2 separate regions of the Mus musculus genome follow, and region 1 is linked to region 2. A link is a loop called in an ENCODE intact Hi-C map of the cell type or tissue named here. Cell type or tissue: left cerebral cortex. All regions are shown on one strand.

Region 1 (8,000 bases), 71 kb before region 2:
AGGAAATCTGAAGTCTGTTTTTATCTCATGTCTGTGTGGGTACCAGCTCTGGTAGCAGATCAAGAATCAGCTGAGCAAGGTTTAGAAGTACAGGTTTCTGAGACCTAGGGAACAGAAGACCCAGGAGGGAGTAGGGCGTTTAGTTGAAGAATTAGATCATCCCAGGAGGTCAGTGCACTGGCCCAGGCTGCCTGTGGACATGGATGTTAGGCAGGCTGAGCAAGAAGGATCTTTGCAGCCCAGGGGTTTCAGATCAGTCTGGGCGGTGTCGAGAAGGGTCATCCTTTTGGGATGTGTAGCCCGGACTGCTAACAGTGGTTATCGTTTACAAGTCCCGTCAGAAACCTTCAATGCAACTGGTGAAGAGTCCCCTCCATTTGGGCTGGCCTCTGAGCGGTTTACTCTGAGGATTTAGAATGCTGAAACGTCTGAGTTTCCTAACCATGAATCATGGAAAAATGGCTTCAGCAATACCAGGGTTTGGTAGAACACAGGCTTTGGAGTAGAGATGAGTTTTGACCTGGCTCTACTACCCTGCTTTCTTGGCTGTGATGTCTTCATTTCCACAACTGTCACATGGACATGTAATTCTTTCAGGATTGCCCTTTTTGGAGCTCTAAGTCATACCTCCAACATCCCAGTTGCTAAGCTGCTAATGAGTGATGTTCTTTCCTTCTTGGCATAGGGAAGATCTTCCACGTAGTTGGGTGCTTCAGAGCTCGTAAAGGTCTTATACCCCTACTAGTTCTGTTTTGAGGTACTATTTGTTTGCTCCCCCTAACCCCTGTCTTTCTTTTTTTGCCCAATTTTCCCACTGATTCCTCCCCCAAGCCTTTAAAGTTGGGACCAAGAGAGTTTTACCCTTGGGAACAGTACCAAGTGCCACAGTCTTTTCAAGCAAAAAGTATAAAATACCTTCAGTTTAACCAAAGTGAGCTTCTTTGAAAAAACTGTATCCTCCGCTCTGCATGCCGAGGCATCATTAGACCACCCGCTGTCTCTCCTCTCCCCTGCTCTTAAGGATGCTTTCCGCCCTTACCCATGTGCTTCTACAGGGGAGCCAGCAGCTCTCTCTTCATCTGGCCTTGGCTCTGCTCCACCATTCCTTCTAATTGCTCTCCTGAACCCAGGGCTTTCTCCAGCACACCTGTAAAGACAGCGGTTCACCTTTCAAACCCTCACACTGGAGGTGTTGCGCACCTGGGCACCTAGGGAACTGGGAAGGCTGAGAGGCTCAAGGAGACCTGTTCTTTTTCTTTGACAGACAGTATGTAGCTTCCTTTGGGGAAGAAGAAACCTTCTCCACTGGCAATTAGCATTTTCCCATTTCCGTTGAATTTACATTCCTGAAGTGTAACGTTAGGCCATTTCTTTCCATTTTATTCAGGAGAAGCTGCTACCTGGTATTAGTCAAGTATCTCAGCGCCCCACAGTGATTTGTGTATTACTTATAACACAGCCGTTTTGACAGATGGCAGTTTTCGATGATGAGAGGAGTTGACCAGATGGGGAAGGGTAGGAGGGGAGTGGGTGGGTGTCTGGGGTAAAAGAACCTTCCCATGAGAACACTTTGGATGAAAAAAAATTAAAAATGTACTTGAACGAACAAGAAGAAAGACAGGGCATGAATAATTGGGGGCTTTTCCTGATGGCTGCGTGACCAGTGGTTTGGGCTGCTGTGACTGAGAACAGGAGTGTTTAAGTATTAGGGAAGGAGGGAAGGACATTAGGAAAATGCATTTTAGGAAAAGGAAGACTTGAAGCTGTTTGGGCTGGAATGCCACAGAGCAAAGGGAACGGTGTGGTTTGCAGTGAGGAAGCACTCGGGAAACCCACGATGCAGGAGCCCTTTGCTGTCCCTGTCTACAGACATGGCTATGACATCCTAGAGTGAGGGTCTAAAGGCAAAGTCTCAGCAGTGGGTGATGGCCAGATAACATGAGGAAACAGGACTTACAGGTTCCATCCCGGCTCTGGGCCCTGGCTACCTCACAGAGGGTCATGCCCATGTGCTGCTTTGTTTCTTGTCACCTTGACAGACGCTTGGGTCATCTGGGAAGAGGGAACCTCAGCTGGAAAAAAAATGTATCTATCAGATTGGCCTGTGGGGCATTTTCTTGATTGATGGTTGATGTGGGAGGGCCCAGCCCTGGGCACCACCCCCAGGCAGATGTTTCTGGGTAAATCCTTTCCTCCTCAAGTTGTTTATAGTTATAGTCTTTTTCACATCAGTAGAAAACTGAATTAGAACAGGATGCAACCCCCCCCCTCTTGCTTTTGTTGTCTTTTTAAGACAGGGTTTCTCTGTGTAGCCCTGGCTATCCTGGAACTCCTTCTGTTGACCAGGCTGGCTTCACACTCAGAGATCCACCTGCCTCTGTCTCTCACTGACTGCTGGGATTAAAGGTGTGCACCACCACTGCCTGGCGCAAGCTTTCTTGAAAGGTGGCCAGGAGGATGAAATGAGAGGAGACAGAGTGGGTGCCTAAGACTCCATAGATTTCAGTCACTGTGCACAGATATACTGCTATCCCCTCAAACTATTTTGTGGATGCCTCTTGTGTACTATTACAACCTAGCAGGCCCAAGACTTCACGTCTACTTAATGTGTATACATATATATGTGTGTGTGTGTTTGTATGTATTGTGTATATATGCATGTATATGTATATATAACATATATATATATATATATATATATATATATAAAGCTTATATATAACACATATAAACACAGATATAAGCATATATATATGTACATATTAAGCATACACACACACACATATATATATATATATATATATATATATATATATATATATATATATATACACATATGCTTATAACACACACACACACACACACACACACTTTCTTTTTCCTCTGTCGGGGAGAAATGGTGTGTTTACTGGTACACACAAGAACTTTGCCTCCTGAGCTGGCAGGGCTGTAAAGAGCTCTGTTGAACAGTGAGTCAGAGATGGAGAGCCTGGGGGTGAGAATCAGTAGTGTGAAAACCGGGGATGCTTAAAATGAAATGCCGAGGCAGATGATGGCTTGCTTTGCAAACCCTCCCCTTGTTCTCTGTTGTTTTTTTAGCTTTGCTTTGTTCTTTTGACATAGCGTCTTGCTGTGTATGTAGCCGAGGCTGGCCTCAAACTCATGGTTCTCCTGCTGCCTTCTAGTGCTGCATTGCCCAGCTGGTTTTCTGTTATACCAGAAATGGGGGCAGGGCATAATGGGTTAAGCCGCATGTGATTTCCTAAGTTTCTTTCCAGTTTCTAGAGATCGATGGAGGAGAGACGGGCATAGTGGCACATGCTTACAATTCCAGCACTCAGGAGACTGAGGCAGGGGGATGTTGAGTTAAAAGCCAACCTGAGGTACTTATTGAAGCCCTGTCTCAAAAAATGAAGGTGTTAAATTCTGGGTTGTTCCTTCCTTCTTTGATTTCAAGGCATCTTCCCTTGACACACTGTGAACACCCTCACCTTGGTTTCTTCAAGACTTTGGACCCAGTGCCAACCATTGATGGCTTGGTGTTCTCTGGATATCTCCATGTGTGTTCGAGAGCACAGTTCCCTATCTTAGGTCTTTTTATCTTGGGTTGCTTCTCTGCTAGGCTGATGAGACCCTCCCCCAAAGATGCTCATGTCCCTCAAGAACTGTGAGTTCCTCTATTACAAGGCAAAAGGTTGCATGTGGCATCAGCGTTGCAAACCATCTGACCTCGACACCAGGTGGGCTCTGCATCCAGATAATGATGCTTAAAAGTGTGAGAGAGAAGGACCTGGTGGTACAGGCCTGCGATCTCAGCTATTCTGAAGGCTAACGCAATAGGATTGCGAATTCTGAGACTGTCTGGGCATACTCAGGCCCTGGGTTCAGTCTCTGCTGCCACACATATGCAAGAAAATGTGGAAGAAGGAGGCCGTGGGTGAGTCAGAGTTACTCAGTGTGAGAAGGGCCCCATCTGCTATGGTTACCTTTGCAAATGCAAGAGGGAGCTATGACACAACCTGGGAAGGCGGCGCCTAAAAGGTAGAAACAGCAGAGAAACCGATTTCAAGATAATCGATTGGGTTGATCTATTTATTGTGATAAGAGATTAAACTCAGGACTTCATGCATGCAAGGCAAGCACTTTGGGATTATAACCCCAGCTCAGGAGTTGTAATGGTCACAATAATTTGTTGCAGCAGCCGCAGGAATATAATAGCATTATTGCATCTCCCGCCATGTAAGATGAGCAACACTACAGTAACGGGGCAGAGGCCACCAGCCACAGGGAGGTCTTGACTAGTGCTTTTATGCTGGGGCCCCTTACTGCTTAGTGGAGAAACCCAGGCTGCTTCAGAGCTCTGGATGGAGCACCATCGTAAGCTGCTTCCTGAAGGAACCTTCCTACCCTCCAGCAGTCCGCTCCACAGTCATAGGCATGCTTCCTGTTTTGGCACTTTATTTACCAGAAACTCTTTCCCCTCTTCTTAGAATAAATCCACTTGACCAAGTTCAGAAAAGTTCAGAAAACTGTGTGCCAAAATTTCATTCTGAAAGTCTTAATTTGAGAATTGAGGTTGATAAAAATCCAGACCGCCTCCCCTCAACCACCCACCCCCATCCCCACCCCACCCAGTTCATTTTGGTGGGACAAGTAATACAAGTGGCTTTCAGAAAACAGCATTTAAAATTTCTTTTCTACCATTTACTTTGATATCTGGGCAAGGCATCCTTATCGCCGTCCTGGGACATGCTTTTTAAGAGCTGTCCTTCTTCAGCATCTTGTATTGAAGCTATCAGAGGGTTGTTAAAGTGATGGACCTTGGTCTGGGGTGATGGATGTGTAATCTATTGCTTGTTTCCATTGTCTCTGGTTAGTTACCACGTGGTTAAAGGCAATTGTGGGATTATAGGTTCATGTCCCAAGTGGGGCTGTCTTGTTCTGTGACTTGGCCGGTGCTGACTTATATATGGATATTGCTCAGAGAAGTGACGTAGATGCTCTTCTAGGTTACCCTTTTAAAATAAAATTAAAACAATTTATTTTATTTTTAATTATTTGAATGTATGTGGGTATGGACAGGAGAGTGCTAGTGCCTAGAGGCCAGAGGTCCATCTTTCTGGAACTGGAATTACAAGAGGTTGGGGGTCACCTGATACAGGAGTTGGATGAAGGTTCTCTGCCAGAGCATGTGAACCACTGAGCCGTCTCTCGTCCTGGAGAGTACAGTAAGAGGCACACACGCAATTGCATTAGTGAGTGTGAGCCTCTCTCTCCATACCTCTCCTGCTTTTCCCATCATGTCTCTCCTTCTTCCCTTTGCCTCTCTCTTGAGGTATGAAGTTGTCTGTGTGATTTACTTTTGATTTTTCTCCCCGAGCCTCAACCACTCGGGAGATAGAGGCAGGGGAATCTCTCTGAGGCCAGCCCTGTCTGCAATTCCAGTACAGCCAGAGCTACCCAGAGAAACAGAAACCCCATGTTCAGAAACCAAAAACCAAAGCCAATCAAACAACCCAAAGACTCAGAGCATCTTTATTTTTCGTTCTGCTCTGTTGTTTTGGAAAGGCACACTTTTAATTCTGGCAGAGGCAGGCAGATCTGTGTGAGTTTGAGGACAGCCTGGGCTACACAGTGTGTTCTGGAACAGACAGGGATTTGTAGCGAGATCTTATCTCAAAACAAACAAACAAACAGACAGACAGAGAGACAAAAAGGGGTTTTGTTTAGGGTTGCTATTGTTGTTTTCTGCTGAGGTTAAAGGCAGGGTGGTTAGTTTGTATTATCGAATACTCTGTTACACAGGCAGTACACCCGCCCGCAGAGTACTCTAGAATGGGAAAGTTTGAGGGTCGAGTCTCCACACTCTCCTAGGATTATAAGGCCCAAAGTCCATGTGCAAACCCGCGGGAGGCAGGAAGAAGACACTAAGACCAGTGAGAAAGCTCTCTTCTGCTGTGTAGTCACAACCAAAAAGAAAGCAGTGGCGTTTCAGACAAATATCATTCCAGAGTGGAATTCGAGAGTGATTTTTATGTTACTGTTGGTGCAGTGGCAAGCGTCACTCGGCCAGCAGCAAACATCCGGGAGCCCTGTACTAGGCAGGATGTTAGGATGTCAGCTTCATGGAGGAAAGGAACAATGGCTGTTTAATTTGCTTTTTATAGCCAAGCCCATTTGGGAAGAATGAAGACAGGAGACTCTCAGAAGAGCTTCCTTTCCCTGAGGGCTGGCCCATCTGCTCTGTGGAGAGGAGACTGCTGACTCAGGAAGCCCTGCCAGGGAGCCTGCCGCGGCTGCACTGGGCTTCGGCGCCCGGCCAGGATGCTGGCCCACATGGCCGCCGAACAAATGGTGTGCCCCGGGTGCAGGGAGGTTGTCAGGGCTCCTTTCTAAGACAGGACAACTGACTTCTGTCCTTGGATTACTGAGACATATGTTCCATGACCACCACAAGCACCCTTTTTTTTTCCGACAAAGCCTCTTTCATGGGCTATTGTGAGGGGGGATAAAAGATAAATGAAGCTCGCTCCCAAGAGATTAAGCGTTTAAGAAAAATTAGTCAGTTTCTCTAAGTATCACATAGATCTACGGCTTTTTCAGGAGAAAACAGAAAATGCAATCTCTCATAAACACCCCTGCATGCTTATGAATATTCATCTTTAAACATAATGAGCTGTCATAACTTCTATTTTAGTTTTGTAAACACTACGCTGAAACTTCCAGAGGTCCAACGACAGCTAAAAGCTGCTGTGGTTTTATTTATTTATTCTTTATTTTATTTTATTATTATTTTTTTGAGTTCAGGAATCTATTTTTTATTATCTTTTGCCATCTGCCCCCTCCTCTCCTCTCCTCTCCTCTCCTCCCCTCCCCTCCCCTCCCGTCCCCTCCGCTCCCGTCCCCTCCGCTCCCGTCCCCTCCGCTCCCGTCCCCTCCCCCTCCCCCCTCCCCCCTCCCCTTTCTTTCTTTCTTTCTTTCTTTCTTTCTTTCTTTCTTTCTTTCTTTCTTTCTTTCTTTCTTTCTTTCTTTCTTTCTTTCTTTCTTTCTTTCTTTCGCTATTTCAACATCTTGGAATGAGTCTAGAAGCATTCTCCACTCCCGATCGTCTATCGAAACTAATCAATTACTTCGTCATAGCCTCATGCCAGAGTGAACAAACTCCAGAAAGAACCTGAGTTTCCCCTTGACCGTGATGCTTGCATAGCTAGTTTTATTTTCCAACCATGCTGAAGACGCCGTGTTGGTGGCTTCCAGTGGAGAACATCTGAGACTTGAGTGAGGAATGGGCTTTCCTGCATAGCGCATGCTCAGTGGAGAGCTGGAGGGTGCCAACAAGATCGCTGTGAGAACAGGTCTCTCTGTAGGAAGCATGGTACCAGTGCTCACTGGCATTTGCCATACTGGGTGCTGGTGGCACATTACCACATGGGCTTTTCCTCCTCAAACTTGATATGGACCCAGCTGAACTGCGCTATCTTTCTCTCTTCTAGTCACATACTTGCATATACACATCCCCTTGTGGGTCCTGGTGAAAGACATGGGTTCTCTTAGACACTAGACGATGTCATCTCGGGATTTCTTTCATAAATTGCAATCACTCCAACTGTTGTTGATAAAGACATACGAGTGAAGACGCCTGCCACGTGCATTTTACTCTTTGTTTGTATTATGAATTTCTCTAGATACCTATGTTTCTGCTCGAGAGTGGGAGTGAAGACTATCCTCTTGACTGTTCAGGTCTTCAGGGGGATGGTAAATTCTCAGGCTGTGGGTACACCTCAGGACTCGTATAAGATGTGGCTTTCTGTTTTCCATCCTTCCTGACCGCTCTTCTGCACAGTTCCTTCTCGGGTACAAACAGATAAATGAAAATCTAAGCTGGGGTCAGACAGACCTCTTCAGAGTCCTACCCAACAGGACCGTTTCGATTTTTAGCCACACTTGTCTTCCCTGGGTGAGTCTTGCCCAGGCTGCCAGACACTGACTTGAGTTCGGAC
Region 2 (8,000 bases):
TGGGTTAAACTTCTTGACATGGGTGGGTGGACCTATTCTTTAACTGGGGGGGGGGCATACCTATCTACTGGAGATGGTCTCTACAGGTTCTGTCTCCCCAGTATAATAACTATTTACAAAGGATTATTTTGTATTAGGTATTGTGAGTAATCTAGAGATGATTTAAAGTATATGGAGGAAGTGTGTAGGCTCTGTGAAAATGCATGCCATTATATACAAAGGACTAAAACATCTGGGATTTGGGTATCTGTGGGATGTCCTGGAATCAATCTCCCTCCCCCACTTCCACCCTCTATACCAATACCAAGGCACGATTGTATGTCTGCTGGGAACCAGCCTAGTTATAGCAATTCGAGCTGGAGGGATACAGATCTTACAAGCAGTACTAGGATGGTATATTTGGACCTACAGTAAGATGGGTTCTGGAGAGACCTACCGCTGGCCAGTGAGACGGGGGGGGGGGTGTTTAGAGCTCTTTGGGAGAACAGCAAGCCAAGGATCACTCCCAGGGGTGAAAGGCATTCACAGGTGAGGAGATGACCAGACAGCAGAGTCCCCAAGTTCCTCATGTTCGGCAGCTGATTGCCCTGTGAGCAACAGCATATCCACAGGCTGGGGAGGCCCTGTGGAGTCTGTGGCTTCCTGTTCAGTGCAGAGGGCCAGGTGAGAGCAGCACTGGGGAGCTGCAGCTCTGTTACCTGCTGCATCTTGGGCTGCAGTTGCTGGGATATTGAAAAAAAAGGGGAAAAGAGGATTTAATATTTATTAAAGCTTTCGATACTGTCATACTCTGCTCCTCCTGGTCAAGGCTGTGCCCTCACCCCCCGGCTTGCTCTATTTAGGATTGGGATGGTTTGCTACAAATGGGAATTGCAGTAAGAGGTTGACTCCAGCTTGTTTTGAGAAACACTAATAGCAATAACACATGGCCTGCAAGTGTGTAAAGAGAGTTTTCAGTCAAAATGCTAAACGCTAAAGCTAAGGAGATAGCTATGTGTGTCGATTAGTCAGCTCGGCCACATTTGCATGTGGCTTCTAAAAGGAATCCACACCTCTTTGAGTTATTAAACCCAGTCACACTGACATCAGAAATAATGATGAGGATTTCACAGATGTTTGAAAAATGCCAAGAATGTTGTTTGATTTCGTCTTTTCTCCTTACTCCTTTCCTGACTTTTTTTTTTCCTTTTCCTTTCTGAATGTTAACTGCATATAGGTGCTATAGCCACACTTCCAGAAAAGTCACAGGGCTTTGATGCTGCCTTGCTCCCTTGCTAGCCATGGAGCTTGCTATGACACGTGCCCGAGCCCTCTAGCTAGTGTCTGTCAGCACACAGTCTTGGCTCCTGGCTTAGAGAGGACTCATGGTTGAGCCATGGAGAATGGCAGTTCCTACTTGGCGGTGGCAAGGATGTGCTCCAAGGACTGCCAGCTGCTTGACATGTCCATCCAGCCGTAAAGCAAATGCCCGACACTGTCCTTAGTACAAAGCGTTTCCTCTTGCCCCACAAAGTAATCCCAGCTGAGTTCCCTTTTCTGCAGACCCTTTAAATGCGATTGGCAGGGAGAAAGCTACGGCCCTGAGACCATGTCCTTTGCCTTTAATGCTATTATCACGTACATGAGCACTGCCAGCTCCATTTCACTCCATGCCCCATGCTCCTGGCACACTGAGGACTTTAGTGTGATCTGCTGGGCTGAAGTGGCTCTTATGTGGTTGGCAGGATCCTTCCGGCTACTACAAAGGCTGCCAATGCCCCTGGCTGTGGCTTGAGATACCCTTTTGTTCCTAGGTACTTGGCCCGGAAAAACAGTTGTGTTTTCAACGGCTTATCATGTACAATGTGTTCTCATCTCTCTATAACCTGAGAAGTCATGGCGATCTCCCTTGCCTGAAGCTGTCCTTTCTAGTAGTGCCTGTATGGGGCTCACAGGGTGGGGTGGGGGGCACCATCAACAAACAGCTTCAGTGGATGGACAAGTACAGCAATTCTCTGGGCCATTTTAAAGATCCAGTGGGCCTCTGGTGAGGCTCAATGGTGAACTTTCTAGTGTGTGTGAGGCCCTGTATTCAACCCCCAACGCTTCCCTAAATAAACAATAAGCAGTCCGTGTCGCTAAATCTTATTACATAGAAGTTGCATTGAAACTGTAAGTCACAGACTAGAGACCTTTTTTGCTGGTCCATCCTAGAGATGATTGTTTGAAGGTTGGATGGAACAGAACCATGGGGCAGAGCACTGGTGGTGGGGAAAAATTTGGAGGCACTGTTAAGCTGTCAGCTCTTTAGAGTGGCTGCTGCATGCAGGTATTGAACCTTACGCGACTATGACACTTTAGACAGACTCTTTCACTCCATCTGCATGACAGGCACAGAAGGCAGAAACGTTGCTTTACCTCAATGGTGAGGATGTTGAGGACACCTGCTTGTGGTTGTATAGCTAGCAGATGGTAGAGCCAAAGTTAGAAGTTACATAAAGTCCCCACAGTTCCCGTCATCCAATGCGGGCCAGCCACTTGGGCTCAGGAAGAGATCAGGATGAGTCAGGCCCTCTGGGACTCCTGACTGTGAAGTCTTTGGGGGAATGATCTGAGTCATGAGGATCACAGGATGCCTTCCTTACCTTTGGGAACCATCAAACATTTGCAGAATAACTTTCCACCCCCTCTTTCATTTGTCTCTGACTCAAACTCGCCCAGTGATTCTCAGCCTGTCTCTAACGAGAAGCATCTCTCTGAGGAGACGAAGATTAGTCTAGAACCCAGGGCATCTGATTGCTGATCTGCACCTCTCATCTGTTTATCAGAGAAAATAGCATTGTCATTAAGCATTGTGCAGAATACTTGCTGGAAGCTCCCGAGTTAACAATGTTATATGACTGATTTACATTTGTGTGTCCAGTATACAGAACAGCAAGGGTCTTGTTGCAGAGATAATCCATAGCTTTGGACCAAGGTATGTTGGTATTTGTAATTTATCTATGAATCAATGAGCCCCACTGTCCTGGCTTCAGAGTCTTTTTTTTTTCTTTTTAAATTGAAAATAACATATTTTTTATACAATATATTCTGATCGTGGCTTCCTCTCCCCCTTATTCCTCCCAGATCCTCCCCACCTCCCCACCCACTCAACTCTTTGCCTTCCCTCTGGCTCTTCAGAGTGATTCTTAATGGCTCATCTTCCTCCTCCTTCTCCCCTCTTCCTCCCACTTCCTATTGTGTAGCTGTTAAGAATTAGAATCGTTTGAAATGCTTCTGAGGTAGGAGCCTCTTTGTCAAAGACAATCTCAGGCAGACTGCTGATATGGCAGGCGGTTTTGAGCAAATTACACAGCAGGTAGTTTATGCCATCAGCAGCTAATGTAAAAGAATCTAGTCTTTTCCTCCTGTGCCTGGATTCTCCTTCAGTTGCCCAGGGTATGCATGAAGAAGTTCACTCTGTGAAACTGCTGAATTGACCAGAAGGTTGCTGTGGTGGTTTGAATATGCTTGGCCCTCTTAGGAGGTGTGGCCTTGTTAGAGGAAGTGCATCACTGTGGGTGTGGGCTTTGAGATCCTATGCTAAAGCTTTACCCAGAATGGAAGAGACCCTCCTCCTGGCTGCCTGCAGAAGACAGTCTCCTCTTGTTCAGATCAAGATGTAGAACTCTTGCCTCCTCCAGTACCATATCTGTCTGCACACTACTGTGCTTCCTGCCATGATGATAATGGACTGAACCTCTGAAACTCTAAGCCAGCCCCAATTAAGTGTTCTCCTTTATAAGAGTTTCCTTGGTCATGGTGTCTCTTTACAGCAACGCAAACCCACCTAAGACATTTGCTTATTCTCCAACCTTATGCCAAGTGAGAAGGGATAAGAAAAGAACAGGGAAAGGAAGAATGGAGACACATGAATGAGAAGAGTGGGGGCCATACTGAGCCAGCACTCAGGGCAGGATTCTAAGATGTCCACAGTAGAAGCCACTCTAGCAAGTTTAAGCACTCAAATCTATGAAGAGTGTGTATAGCTAAGAGGGTAGTAAGGAAGGTTGGTGAGCATGCTTTAGACTAGACAGAGTTCCTAGGAAGGATTTCCAAAGCCATATAGCAGCACTGAGTGGCTGAGGGGGCTGGCCCCACCCCCATAGTGAAACAGTGACTGTGACACAATCATACTGCTTTTGGTGGATCTAGTGCTTTTAGATCAGGAAACCAATCAGAACATTATCACTGTACTGAGGGTGTAGAACCATGCCTCTATCTCCCCTGGTCCACATCACAAAAATGGGTGCCTTGCACTCTGTCTTGCTCCCACATAACTCAATTCATAACTAAATTCTGATACAAGTGCAGTTGAATGATGGATACTGAATAATTCACCTTAAATGGCACCTCACAGAAAGCTGGGCTGGTCCCTAACACAGCAGTGGTCAGAGGTGGGGTTTTGTGACTAGATTATGAGGTCACTGGCTTATGAATAGATTAATCTGTTGTATAGATTTATAGTCACCAGGCTGCTCTGTCCCCTCACACTCTCCTGAGCATGGAGTTGGGAGGTGGGAGGGTCAGCAGCTCAAACTTCTGAACCGGCAAGGCAGAATAAATCTCTCTTCCTTACGTTATGTCTCTCAGGCATTTGTGACAGTGATGCTAAGTCTGGCCCACTCCTCTTACTTCCAATTTCTTTGCTCTCAGTTATTACTTTTGCATTGGATAAAGTTCTTACCCAGTAAGTGTAGTAGTGAATCTTCATTGTCAACTGGATGTAGTATCACCTAGGCAACATGCCTGTGGGCATTTCTGTAAGTGTTTCCAGAGAGAGCTAAATGTGGGTGGTACCAACACATGGACTGGGGTGGGGGTGGGGGGTACTTGACAGACTAAAAAGGGTAAAGGACAAAGTATGGGCACCGTTTATCTCTATCTCCGTTCTGGCTATGGATATAATGTAACTACCTACTTAACTCTCTTGCCACCATGATTTCCACAAGATGACAGACTGGATCCCTTACATCCATGTGCCAAAATAAACCCTTTCTCCCTAAGTTGGCTTTGTCAGGCATTTTGTTGCAACAAGAAAAACTACTGATACTGTGGATGAGCTATATACTACATATTAAGCCTTTGATGGTCTTGTTTATACAAAGTCACACAGACATTGTCACCACGGAAGTATCTATTTTAAGAGATGCCCCACAGGATTCTCAGCATTCTGGATCTATTATTCTGCCTTCAATATGTAACAACCACCTCTTTATCAAGCTATTGTTTCATAACCACAAAGAGCCTAATGTAGCTAGTTGGCCTACTCAGCTTCTAGTTCAATGGGGCCATTATTTTGTCTACTGGGGGAATCATGACTTCTATAGCTTGGGAGCTTAAGGTCTCAGGAGCAGGAAGCAAATATTTTTCAAATAGGTCATCAGATGTAAGAGTTGGCCAGAATGTACTGCTTGGTTCTGTGGTTTGGCATTCTGGATGCAGGACAAACATCACAGTCTATCTGTTGATCATTTGATGCATCCTGCCTCCTACAGCCTTGCTTAATATTGTCTCCCAGGTAGCTTTGTCATTGGTTAGTGGTCATGTCCCTGTTCTAGGAAACCTTGTGTGAATCCTCTCATTCACTTCTTTTCCAAATCATCATTGCTTCCCTCAAACACCCTATTCATCTCTTTCCCCCTCTTCCATGTGTGTATACATATGTGTTTGCATGGTACATGTGTGTCTACACATGTGCATACAAATGTATGTGCCTATGAATGCATGTACAGAAGCTAGAAGTCAATATTAGGTATATTTTTAAGAATCACCTTCTTATTTTTTGAGATATGATTTCTCATTGAGCATGGAACTCATTGATTGACAAAACTGGCTAGTGAGCGAGCTCCCCAGATCCTTCTGTGTCTGCTTTCAGTACTGCTCTGGGATCACATTGGCTCTCAGATATAGCATGCAAAGCGCAGGGGCCACAAAAGGCAAGGGACAGTATAGAAGAGAGTAAAGTCTAGGCTGTGGCTAAGAATCTGGGGCTAAAAGAGTCATGGCTTCATTCTCAGAGCAGCATTTGTGAGCTCAATGAACTGAAGGCTTGTGGTCTGTGAGTCAACGAGCAGATAGAGGTGGAGACTTTCAGGGGTTGATACTAATGCTAAGAAGTAAATAATTATTACATAATCATAGGAACATAACTATCTCAGGGTCCTATTTGCAATGAATGGTAGAAATACCAAAGACTTGCCATCCTAGGCCCTTTGTGCTAAAATTTTCCCAGACGGGACAGGCCAGTAGAGAGGATAATTTGTATCGATCAGATATTATGATTATTTCATGCACAGAAGCCCTGACTTACTCATGTATATATGGGCTCTTTGAGAGCAGAGACCAAGCACTTACAGGCTTTGTAATTAATAGCTTCAACACCTAACTGAGTGATGGCCACACAGAGGGACCTCAACAAATAAGATCTTAATGGAGATGATCAAATGATTGTGCCTTCCATGTTAATCCTCACTATGGTCTCTTCTCTATTTTCATTGAAATATATTATTTCACAGATAGTTACATTTGCTATTATAATTGGGTGATGCCTTTGATCATGACTTGGTAAAAGGAAGAGGAGAAAACAAGAAGTGGTGCCCTCCCTGTTTCCTGGGATGATACAGTTTTAGATGGAGCCCTGATATAAGATATCAAACAAAAGCTTTAAATACTACATAGAAGTGAAGTCCTGCTGGTGCAATTTCCTGCCCTGGTCAAAGAGGAAGAAAGTTTTTGATGGAAGAAGGAAAGAATCCTAAATTCACGCTATCTACTTTTGACATTACTTACCTAGGCCTGTGAGCGCTTTCCAGGTTGCATCAAATGCATTTTCTTTTAAGTCCTGGACACCAAGCAAGGAGCTAGAGATGTAAAGATGGGCTGTATCCAAGACTCAGCCTTCCTATGACACAAAGGGAGGAGATTTGCATCTAATGAAATCATGACACTGTCAATCTCCTTGGAAATGGCCAATAATCATAAAACTCTAGACAAAAGATGGATCCTAGAGTAACACATAGGGACGCGCTACTCGACCAATAGTTACCTATCAAAGAAGCACCTGGACAGGAAGTATAAAGCCAAGAGCATAAGGAAACTCAGAGAGCCATGTGGGCAGGAAAGTAGCAACTTTGTCATGGAGCATCTAGGTTTTGTTAAAGGTCACAGAAGAAGTGGCCTTTAAGCAATGAATGGTTATTTGTTCGTTTGGTTGGTTGGTTGTTGTTGTTGTTGTTTAACAAATAGTGAGGGAAGTCTATTCAAAGACAGTAACAAATATTCCAACATTGATAGCATAGAGTACCATTCACACACCTTTATCATTTTGAAAAACAGAAAATAGCTCCTGACTAAGGGTGGATCATTGTAGAGAACTGGACTCACAGGCCCAAACACCTGCCATCAAAAAGCAGAGAACAGCAATCACAAGGGGGACCCTCAAAGTACAGGACATAGAGTATCATCATCCTACCATGGTGGTGGATGGGTGGGGCTGGGCTGAGATGGGAAGAACACAGAAGTTGAAAATATGTCACAATGCACAGAAGTTCTCTTGGGGCAGGCCAAGTGAGACTTCAAGAATACAGGATGCCTACTGTCCCATGCTCACGAACTCTGTCCCCTCGCTTGTTCTCTGTTCTTTGCTCAAGTGGTAGAGATCTAAGCAGCTCATTATAAAGAAGGGAAACGACATTAAGGCAGAGAGGGCAAAGTCAAACTCAAACTCATTGAACTTGGTGAGTCTCCTGAGCCTCCTTCCACCCCAAGCTTGCAGAAACTGCCTGAGACTCACTGTCTCAGCTTCTGCTTTCTGGGAATCCAATAAGGATCCTCTCTGTTATGGCCAGAAGATAAAAGACTCCAAGTGATAAGCAGGGACTATGGGGTAAAGCTGTCAAGGAAAGCTGCCTGCACAAGCAGCAGTGTGGATTCTCAAGAGAAGTCTGAAAGAAGCAGAGCTTAAGAAAACCCAGGCATTA

The links. A loop is a pair of places that touch in the nucleus more often than their neighbours do. Peaks named below come from ENCODE experiments on the same cell type or tissue, not always from the same donor. Only the 100,000 strongest peaks of a DNase experiment are listed, where the experiment ranks them.
Region 1: it touches region 2 in a loop (2.3-fold over the local background); 3 of 42 quality-filtered maps call a loop at or near these places.

What each region holds. Positions count from the first base shown.
Region 1 is chr8:34,678,389-34,686,388 of GRCm38, reverse strand. No RefSeq gene overlaps it. Among named protein-coding and RNA genes, the nearest start is that of Gm46069, 7.6 kb to the left of the region's middle. In left cerebral cortex, CTCF peaks have their summits at 1,804 and 3,011; DNase peaks (open chromatin) are centred at 2,438, 3,019, 3,945, 6,232 and 2 more places; H3K4me3 peaks cover 451 bases; H3K27ac peaks cover 1,729 bases.
Region 2 is chr8:34,607,810-34,615,809 of GRCm38, reverse strand. The region is part of intron 2 of B930018H19Rik (RIKEN cDNA B930018H19 gene); the gene reads left to right. Gm34096 (a long non-coding RNA gene) reads right to left here. Exons shown (of 3, transcript XR_001778547.2): 2 at 6,811-6,922. Among named protein-coding and RNA genes, the nearest start is that of Gm34096, 5.1 kb to the right of the region's middle. In left cerebral cortex, no CTCF peak of the experiment used is centred here; DNase peaks (open chromatin) are centred at 1,431, 2,509 and 3,281.